Regions from separate parts of the Mus musculus genome. Here region 1 is linked to region 2. The links are chromatin contacts, found by Hi-C or POLR2A ChIA-PET in ENCODE. All regions are on one chromosome and are shown on one strand. The core of a region is the stretch at or near the end of the contact, and the rest is flanking DNA. Distances in the headings are between cores, read along the strand shown. Region 1 holds the start of Abhd8 (abhydrolase domain containing 8). Region 2 holds the start of Haus8 (4HAUS augmin-like complex, subunit 8).

Region 1 (5,148 bases), core at 850-3,349, 190 kb after region 2:
CGGCGCCGTCGCCCGCTGCCTGGGTTGGCCCGGGTGTCTCCTCCTGCGGGCTCAGCCAGCTCAACCTCGAGTGCAGCAGGCGGGTCCCCGGAGCCACTGCGGCCTTGCAGGTCGGCACGAGGCGCTCGGCCCAGGTTCTCCACCACCAGCCTCCCGTTGCGGTACACTGTGATACGGCGCTGGCAGCGCACAAGGCCCGTCTTGACCCCTGGATCATCTTCAGGAGGTGGTGGTGGCGGCGTGGGGATGGGCGCGGGCCCCGCATGCTTTACCCGCAGCACCCGGCCTGGCTTGACCTCCACGAATGTGTAGCCGTCACTGGACTCGACACTCTCCAGTGGCCGCACGGCGTTAGGGGGAGTCCCCAGCAGGCAGCAGAAAAAGCCATCTGTCACCCCAGTCAGCATGGTGTGTTCTGGAGAGAGGAACAGTGGCTAGCTCAGTGTTGGTGGCTCTGGTCTTGCATCGGGTAAGCAGGACCTGGAAGCCCCTTCCAGGTTTCCCCAGACACCCCAATGCCAGACAAGTTCTCAGGGTGTCCCTTAGTACAATACTGAAGAGAGCATGGGGGAGGGGGGCTTCCAGAAGGAGAAAACATTAAAGCAAGAGCCCATTGCAAGGAGACCCTTGCCCCACCAGCTGGAGTTTATCATTTATTCACAAATCCGTATCTTTATGTACAAATTCATCCACACACTGATTTATGCAAGCATGGATGCAAGCTGGTTTGCATGCTTACTTTTGAGAAAGAAACTCATGTAGCCCAGGCTGGCTTGGAAATCCTCATGCTGCCCAGACTGACCTTGCTCTGCCTTCCACCTCCGGAGTTGTAGCAGGTTGAGCATACAGGTGTTCCTAAGACCAAAGGGAACCTCGAACTCCCACAGTCCTCCTGCCTCTACCTTCCCAAGTGTTGGGGTGACAGATGTGCATCAACATGATGCCATTGGTTTGTTTTTGAAACAAGGTCTCATTCTGTCGTCCTGGGCTGTACACTGGTCTCAAACTCCTTGCAATCCTCCTGCCTCCACCTCTGCCAGTACTAGAATGACTAGTGTGAACCCCGATCACTGCCAACCTTTTACACGGGGTTTCATTCTGTAGTCCATGCTGGCCTCAACCTTGTGCCCAAGCTCCTGGGTGGTGAGATGACAGCCCATAAAGCCTGGCTCTTATTCTAAAATGTCAAAGTTCTTAGCTCAGGCCTCTAGTGTTAATCTGACTAGTGACGAATGAGGCGGGGGAAGGATGTTGGCCACTAGAACTCGGGTTGTATCCGGCTCCAGGTTCAGAAGAGAGCTAGAGCTGACTTGCACAGTATCGAGAACTGATGGAGGTTGCTGCCCTCAGCATCCTGTGTTCAAAGGGTACACAACCCTAGTGGCAGCCAGGAAGATAAAGGCAGAACCTGACTGGGGGCTCTGGGCCTCCATCCGGTTCCCTTGGCCACCCCCCCCGGTGTCCATGACAACCACAGGCGGTTACATAACTCCAGGGGATACCGGAGCAGCACACCCCCATTGTCTGAGGCATAGGGATGGGGCCAGCTTCGTTTTTCCATCACGGCCTGGGCGCCGCTGGAGTGATGGTCATTAAATACCCCGCTCGTGATAGCCCCGGATGCACTTGAGGGGAAAGCAGGCCTTGCTCCTCATTTCTAAGGCTGTGGAACCCCGACTGTGGCGGCTTCTCTAAAGCGCAGCGCCAGTCCTGTTTCCCAGCCCGACCCGCTTTTCCCTGGAGTTCGTCACCCCCGCGGTGGGGTCAAGGCTACCGGGGTTCCGCAGCATCCTAGCAGTACGAATGCGGAGCTTGGCGGTTATCCACCCCCGGCAGCGACACCCCCCACCCCTCAGTGGAGGCCTGGCAGCCTGGTGACTCCTCTCTCGGGGAACAGAGCCAGCTCACCTGAGGTCATCGAGGGGCCCGGGGCCCGAGGCAGGACGCAGGGGTCCCGGGCGGAGAAGCCAGCGTCCACCTGCAGGTGCCGCTTACATGGTGGTGCGGGGTTGGCCGCATTAGCGCGGACAGGCGCGGGCCCGGACGGTCAACGCAGGGGCATCCCGCAGCCGCGTAGCAAACCGGCCCTGTAAGTCCCACCCAGCGTGGGCGGGGCCTGGAGCAGATGGGCAGGCATCTCGGCCTATGGCAGCGGCGAGCCGTCTGGCCTAGATAACCGTCCAACCAGAGGCTTCTCTTCCCAGGATCAGCGCGCGGTCTGCAAGCAGCAGCCCCACCCCTGTGAAGAGTTTGGGGGGAATGAGGGAGGGATGGGCTAGAGCCTGGACCGAGAAGGGCTTGCAGTCGAGGGACAGCGAGTAGCTTGGGGGTGTGGTGGATGTGCTCTGTCTGGGACAGGGTCTCCTCAGCCAGCTTCTGCCTCCCGCAAGGCGGTATGCCCTCTGTCTCTTGACCTTCTCGTTCTGCACACTTCCAAATCTCTACACTTTCAGGTCGGGAAACAGACAAAACATCAAGGCAGGCATTTGAACCAGAGGCTGTGTCAGAAGTGTCAGAGCTGCTGCAGAACTAGCGAATGGGAATTGCATCCTAGTGATGGGGTCTCTGCTACACCAAGACTGAGCCCCAGGCTAACCTTCCCACCCTGGCGCGCTGTTCGCTCATGGGCTCAAGGTGCAGCCCAAACACTTGTCGCCATCCCTTCTACACACCTTCTACATACAATAAGTACTCAACACATCGCCTCAATTATTTGTAGGCACAACTAGCCATTTTACCATTTAGTTCATGGTAAGGACCATGAACTTCAGAAATGCTGGTGTGTACGGCTTCCTGTGGCTGCTGGCACGGCTGTCTGGACATCTTCTTTAAACAGTGGAGAGCTATGGAAGGTGTGTGAACAGGAGTCCAGATCTGAGCTGCGGGAAGAAAATTCCCCCAGGCCAGCCTGAAGGATTAAACTAACCAGAGCAAATTCACAACGCACGAGTTTTCGAGATTATGAAGAGCTGGAACTCAAGGACATCCGGGCCGCGCGCCAAGAGAAGTCTTGGCTGCGGGCGCCAAGAAGCTGCCAGCCCGCTGCGTGCCAGCTGCCCGTCTTCAATGAGGGCGGGTGAAAAGGCCAGCAGCCAGTTCTCCAGACTGCTGCCAGAGTCGTCACCACCACTCTGGGGCGCCCTCTACCAGTGGCCGAGGCGAAGAACTACAACTCCCAGAAGGCCAGGGGGACAGAATGTCATACGCACACGCAGGAGTTTACATTCGTTCGCCCTCTCCTGGTCATTTTGGAGAACTACATGCCACTGAGGACAGACATCCCCCAACCCCCACCCCACTATCGTCACCTGCAGGTGTGGAACTACAGCTCCCGGAAGGCCCCGCGGCAACAAGAACTACATTTCCCAGAAGGCATTGTCAAGGAGCCCAGAGTGTAGGAACTGGCATTGACCCGGACGACCGGACCATTGACCCGCCGCTGGATATGGCTTTCCTAGCCCGGTGCTTTGGGTGCCAGGCCTGCAGATCGGTGGCCCTATTGAGTGGCAGGTGAGTGTTCAGAGATACCCTGCTCCAGAATGGAAACAAGGGTGGTCTCTATAGACTACCATGCGTACTTATGTAGCGCCTTTTGTAAACAAGCTCTTTTGTTGCCCTGCCCATTACAAAGGCGGCTCAGAAAGTCATACAGCGTACATTCTCTGAGATTCACGGTTCCTCTGGTCCCACAGGTATCTCCAGTCCAGAGTCTGGATGGGGCTCCCGGACTCCTGGCCTCTCCTCTCCCTGCAGCAGGCTCGCGGCCGCGCGCGCGGAAACGAGTATCAGCCGAGCAACATCAAGCGCAAGCACAAGCACGGCTGGGTCCGTCGGCTGAGCACGCCTGCCGGCGTGCAGGTCATCCTCCGTCGCATGCTGAAGGGCCGCAAGTCCCTGAGCCACTGAGGAGCGCAACGTCGCAGGGAATAGACTCAGACGCCGGTAGAGTTGCCCGAGGGCGAGAAGTTGGGGCAAGCTGAAAGTGGGGGTCTGTCCCTTCGTAGGTTTTTAGACGCATCCCCCGTCGACGGCTGCTTACCAACCACCAGCACCTGCGATACCTCATCCATTTCTGTGAATATATTTGAAGGCATCTTTGCAAGACGGGGTCATTAAAACACAGACACCACCCCTACGTTTCCAGCCATTCCAAAGTATTACCGACTTAATAAATATTCACGTTTCTTGAACCACTACGTATGTATTAACTTACAGTTCTGGAAGACTGGTCGGGGTTAGGGATCTTGGGGCTTCTGCTTGACCCCAGGACTCCAACAGGGCTTTTAGTTCATAGGTTCTGTGTCCCCATACAGGAAAGTATTCTCTCTCAGTTCCTGTGGCCTCTATGTTTCTATTTCAGATCTGACCCCCATGTGCTCCAACACCCCAGCTCTAAATCCACGTGACCCATCAGACAACGGGTCCCTTCATGACAAGGCAGGGGCTGCTGACATAACTCAGCAGGTAAAGGCGTTTGCTAAATAATGCTTCAGGACCTAAGTTCAATCCCAGGAATGCACACCATAAAAGGAGAGGACAGTCAGTTACTAACTACAGACGAGACATCGGGCCAAATCGGAAGCCAGCACCACTCTTAAATCACCCAGTGTGGCATTGTTTTAGATTGATGTATTTATATGTTGTATATGCCATTTACTTGTGGCTTAGTTTGGTTTCTACCAAAAACAGCTGGTAGAGGAAACAATTTATTCTGTCTCAGTTAACAGTCCATCTCTGAAGATGGTCAGGCAGGACCTGAAGGCAGGAGCTGATGCAGAGGCCTTGGAAGGGTGCCACTTGTGCTCAGCCTGCTCCTCATGGCTTACTCAGCCTGCTTTCTTATAGAATTTAGCACCACCATCCCAGGCATGGCACTACCCACAATGGGCTGAGCCCTCCCCAATAATCTCTGATTAATAAAATGCATAGCCATGTGCCGGGTGTGGTGGCGCACGCCTTTGATCCCAGCAGTCCGGAGGCAGAGGCAAGTGGATTTCTGAGTTCGAGGCCAGCCTGGTCTACAGAGTGAATTCCAGGACAGCCAGGGCTACACTGAGAAACCCTGTCTCGAAAAACAAACAAACAAACAAAAACAAAACAAAAAAAATGTATAGCCATGATGGCCTTGAATTCCTGACCCTCCTCCCA
Region 2 (5,190 bases), core at 2,675-5,174:
CCACCAGCATCGTCCAGGGTGGGGAATGCAGCTTCTGAAGAGGAATGCAGGCCTGGCCTCCAGACCTGCACCTTCGAGGCCTGTCTTGAGAGCCTGACACCATGACAAAAGAGACTCCAACTCTCCAGAGGCCCACTGCAGTCAAATGACACCTCAGTGATGGAAACTACCAGTCCCCAAAGGCATGCCACTGAGCAGAGAAAGCTTCAGACTCGTTTCTGTGCCCTCCCCTGTACCCCCAATAACATGAACCCTTTCATGAACTAGGTGGCAATACATTCATATTCATTCTTTCTCTCCCTCTCCCTCTCTTTCTCTCTCTCTGAAATCAGAGCCAGGAAAAATTTCAGCATGTAGAGTTCTTGTAGCCAAGCTCAATGACCCACTTCAGCGCCTGAGACCACACATGGTAGGACAAAGTGACTCCCATGGTTTGTCCTCTACCTTCTACACACAACCCTCCAATGAGATAAATACACATGGAATAACAAAATTAAGCAGAAATATTAATGAAGACAAAACAGACAGACACTTCCTGAAAGGACCCTGGCAGCCCTCACCTTGCACTCTCCTTCCCTTTGTCTTGGGAACAGCACAAGCACCAGCAGCTGCAGACTTCCTGCAAGAGAGGAGAGAGATGTGCAAAGACCAGAGCTGCCTGCCTCCTGCTGACAGTGGGAGCTGGGTGAGGGCTGCTCCCAGGACAGGCTCCACAGGAAGAATACCACCTTTCTCACACCCTAGTGGGAGTCAGAACAATGGCTACGGGCTTCCCTCACTCCTCAGAAGCCTCTGTGTGACTCAGAGCCTCATAGGACAGAGCGGGACCAGAGCTTACCCCTGTCTTATCAGGCTGATGTGACAACAGCCAGACAGGTATGAGGGCTTAGGGATGGGACAGGAGACTTGACAAGGCCACATGCGGCACAGGGGCTAGGTGGATGATGGAAGGAAAGCAAGAGGGAAAGACCTGGAACATTCTGAATCTGTTCTCTTAGCTCCAATTGTAGGGATGAGGTGGCAGGGTGGGGGCAGGAGACTATGACACGTACTTCTCTGCAAAGGGTCAGCTTTCTAGGCTGCCCAGTCACTATAACCAACAACTATTAAACTTTGCCATTCTAGTACTGAGGCTGACAGAATGGGTGGACCATGTGGCAACAAAACTTTACTGACTTAGCAACATCTGGGATCACACAATGTTCATATGTCACAGAATAGTTATACATTTTTTAAACAAATGGATTTTTTTAAAAAAAGATGTATTTACTACTTTATATATGTGAGTACAATGTCACTGTCTTCAGACACAGCAGAAGAGAACATCAGATCCCATTACAGATGGTTGTGAGCCACCATGTGGTTGCTGGGAATTGAACTTAGAACCTCTGGAAGAGCAGTCAGTGCTGTTAACCTCTGAGCCATCTCTCCAGCCCACAAATGAATTTTTTAAAAGGTTTATTTTATGCATATGAATGAGTCCACTGTACCTGTCTTCAGATGCACCAGTAGAGGCATCAGATCCTATTAGAGATGGTTGTGAACCACCATGTGGTTGCTGGGAATTGAACTCAGGTTCTCTGGAAGAACAGTCAGTGCTCTTAACCGCTGAGCCATCTCTTCAGTCCCCAAATAGTTGTATTTTCAAATCTTTTGTTTTTATTACTTTATTTCATGTAAGTCTGAATGGTGTTTGTATGAGTACAGGTGCTTCTGTGCCACTGTGTGTACCATGGTGCCTGTGTAAAGGTCAGGGACAACCTCAGCGAAGGTTCTCACCTTCTACCTTTCTTAGCCATGGCTCTGTTTGCCCTGCTAGCTCTGCCTCCTACTCCTAGAGACTGTGCTGCTTTAGCCTCCCATCTCCCTGTGGGAAGTGCTGGATTACAGACAGACACTACTGCATCCAGTCTTTATGTGGCTTCTGGGGACCTAAACTCAGGTTGTTGGGATTGTTCAGAGAGCAAATAAATCTCACTTCACAGCCCTGGCTGTGCCAGACAGCTCATAGGTTAAGAGTGTCTGCTGCTCTTACAGAGGACTTGAGTTCAGTCTCCAGCACCCAGGTGAGGTGGCTCACAACCACCTGTAACTCCAGCTCCAGGGGATCCCAACCTCTTCTGGACACACCTGCAAGTCAAAAGCAGGGCTGGGAGCTGGGGGCTTCTCCCTGCTCTGGGGGCAAATCATGGGCCTATGGGAGAACATGGGGCCCTGTAGTTCTACAAAGTGCAGGTGCATCTGTTGTCCCTCATGGTGCCCCAAAGCCTGCCCACCACTCACAGAGGCTTCAGTAACATGGCCTTGTCCTGTCCTGTGCCCACTGTGCATCCCTACTCTCTACCCCCTGCCTTTCAGGGCTGGGAGTCTCAGGTGTAGGAGGCTCCTACCATAGGCCTCTTCTCTTAGCATTTCAGCATTTTACATTTTATGTAGTTTGTAGTGCTCGTGTGCCATGATGTGCACATGGAGGGCAGAGGACAAAATGCGTAGTCAATTGTCTTAGTCAGGGTTTCTATTCCTGCACAAACATCATGACCAAGAAGCAAGTTGGGGAGGAAAGGGTTTATTCAGCTTACTCTTCCACATTGCTGTTCATCACCAAAGGAAGTCAGGACTGGAACTCAAGCAGGTCAGGAAGCAGGAACTGATGCAGAGGCCACGGAGGGATGTTCCTTACTGGCTTGCTTCCCCTGGCTTGCTCAGCCTGCTCTCTTATAGAACCCAAGACTACCATCCCAGAGATGGCACCACCCACAAGGGGACCTCCTCCCTTGACCCTAATTGAGAAAATGCCTTACAGCTGGATCTCATGGAGGCATTTCCCTAACTGAAGCTCCTTTCTCTGTGATAACTCCAGCCTGTGTCAAGTTGACACAAAACTGGCCAGTACATCAGTTATCTACTTTCACCATATGAAACCCATGGATCAAAATAAGATCATGAGGCTTGGTGGCAAGAGCCTTTGTTTCACCCACTTGACCTTCACAGAGTGTCCTTTGCTGTATACAGTCACAATAGCCCGTGACCCTCATCCTTCAGACTCTTAAGCAAACACCCATGGGTGTAGTGAGTCAGGGCTAAAGGGGAGTGCGACAAGCAACCCTAGAGCTCCTGAGGCCTAGGAAAAGGTCTGTGCTGGGACTAAAGTCGTGCTACCATGTAGGGTCACGTTTTTCCTTTAAAAAAAGGAAGGCTAGGTGGTGGTGGCACATGCCTTTGAACCCAGCACTTGGCAGGCAGATTTCTGTGAATTCAAGGCCAGACTGGTCTACAGAGCTCCGGATCAGCTACACACATACACACACACACACACACACACACACACACACACACACACACAAAACAAAAAACAAAAAACACCACTGTCTCCAAGGGGAAAAAGAGAGAATGTCCACCAAAGTCCACGCACAACCCCAATTCTGAACTGCATCTGGGACCCCAGCTCCCCAGCACGCACCGAAGCGGCTCAGAGCCTGGGCTTCTGGTCTGGGAGAGATTCGGGCATTGGCTCATAAGATCCCAGTTCTCCAGCTCCGCTGCCTGTGAGCCCAGGATCTGGTCTTTGGCCAACCCACAGGAGCCCCTAAATTCCGCCCTTCTGAGATCCCAACTCACCCTGCGTCCCGTTCTGAGGAATCCGCCATTCTCCCGCCTTCCACTCAAAGGCAAGCGTCTCAGGGTCCCGCCCGCTAGGAGGCAGGGAGTAGTGCTGGAAGCCGGAGGGTGCTCTCTTCACGCGAGCCGCGGGGCGGGCTCCAAGCTTGCTACAGTTCGTTCAGCCTGGCCAAGAGCGCCGAAAAAGGGCGTGGCTCCAAGGTGTCCCTCAGACGTGTGGGCTTCCGGCACCAACCTGAGCGGGCTAAAATACTGCTGGGGAGGGGCGTGACTATCATAGCGCCCGCCCCTCTCAGCTGTGGAACACTTAGCATCTGGAATGCACCAACCGCAGAGGGCGTTCGCTGCGCGCCTTTAGATGGGGCGGGACCTCGAGTCGCCCCGCCTCTCCGACGAGTTGGCGCCCGCCCACTCAGCGCCTCCGGAACCCGGAAGTGAAATCGCACGGTGCAGCGGCGGGCGAGGCTGGTCGCTTCGGGGCGGGGCGGCCGGGAGCAGCGGGCAGGCTGGCCGGGGACCGGTGGCGCGCAGCGGCCCGAGGTCCAGGTAAGTTCTCGCGGCGGCCGTGAGTGGAGACCCGAGCCGGGGTTGTGCACCGGGTTGCTCCTGAAGTCGTGGGACGTGAGGGCAGGATGCGGCCTGGGGGACGCGTGGACGCTGAGGGGGTTGAGACTGGCGGGCTTACCGCGTCTTTCAGCGGCGGCTGAGGAGAGGACGTGGCTAAGGTGGCATCTGGGGGGATCTCAGGAAACGGGGGAGGCCAGGAAGGCGGAGCCGAGGGGCCGTGCTAGGGAAAGGGACTTCTGCACTCGCGGTCTGAGCCCTAGGGTGTCAGAGAGGCGCCGGGCTCTCAGAGAATGGGAAACGGTCTGTGGCAACCCACTGTTGGGGCTGGAACGTCTAAAAGAGTGGGCCTGGAAAGACACGCAAAAACAGTTCCTCAGAGGGCCGGAGGAGTGGAGAGGAGGAGGAAAGGGAGATGACGGGGTGCAGCCTCTGGAGACTCGCCCCCGCCTTCCCCTCTTGATTCATCTTCTTCCTGACTTCACTCCCGGACAGCTGGGTGATCCGCCAGGGCGAGTCCCAGCGCCCTCTGGGTTCTCTCTCTGCTTTGATAGGCACATCACTTTCTGCTCAAGAAAAGAGTAGCTGGACTCTAGAGGAGGTTGCGGGGTGGGGGTGGGGTTCTGACACCCGAACTGCGTTTCAGAAGAAAGGGAGCCGGTAGGGTGGAAGCCACTCTCTCAAGAGAGTCACATCCTTGGACTTAAACGTTTTTTTGTTTTTTGTTTTTTGTTTTTAAATGACTTACAGGAAATGTATACCTCAGCGGTGGCAGAGATCTCAGCCCCGTGGAGTCACAGCTGCCAACAAACCCTCCCTTCTTTTTCTAGGGACCCTAACTCCCAAGGCTTTATAGGGGAGTCCTTTTGTGCCTCTTTGGCTCATTTTCCAGCACTTTAAGACATCCACCTAGCAGCCCCTCAGGTTGTATCTCCTTACCTTGTTGGGTATTGTCTAGTCTTTGAGACTTCAGTATCTTAAGGTGTCAAGGAATGGCTGGAGGTGGCA

What was found. A loop is a pair of places that touch in the nucleus more often than their neighbours do. ChIA-PET counts read pairs that join two places held with the same protein, here RNA polymerase II (POLR2A).
Region 1: a loop to region 2 is called in a map of heart, with 3 times the contacts of the local background. The contact joins the promoter of Abhd8 here to the promoter of Haus8 in region 2. A Hi-C loop is called at or near these places in 1 of 37 maps with a recorded cell type or tissue (heart). POLR2A ChIA-PET finds 5 or more read pairs at or near these places in 1 of 5 experiments (embryonic stem cell).

The regions. Positions count from the first base shown.
Region 1 is chr8:71,461,558-71,466,705 of GRCm38, forward strand. Abhd8 (abhydrolase domain containing 8) reads right to left here and starts at 2,100. Exons shown (of 5, transcript NM_022419.3): 1 at 1,909-2,100; 2 at 1-415. The coding sequence starts at 1,918. Mrpl34 (mitochondrial ribosomal protein L34) reads left to right here and starts at 3,369. Exons shown (of 2, transcript NM_053162.2): 1 at 3,369-3,510; 2 at 3,693-4,196. The coding sequence starts at 3,446. The coding sequence ends at 3,906.
Region 2 is chr8:71,268,666-71,273,855 of GRCm38, forward strand. It overlaps Haus8 (4HAUS augmin-like complex, subunit 8), which reads right to left and starts at 3,925. Exons shown (of 11, transcript NM_001163042.1): 1 at 3,619-3,925; 2 at 561-619. The coding sequence starts at 3,647. Myo9b (myosin IXb) reads left to right here and starts at 4,049. Exons shown (of 40, transcript NM_001142322.1): 1 at 4,049-4,164.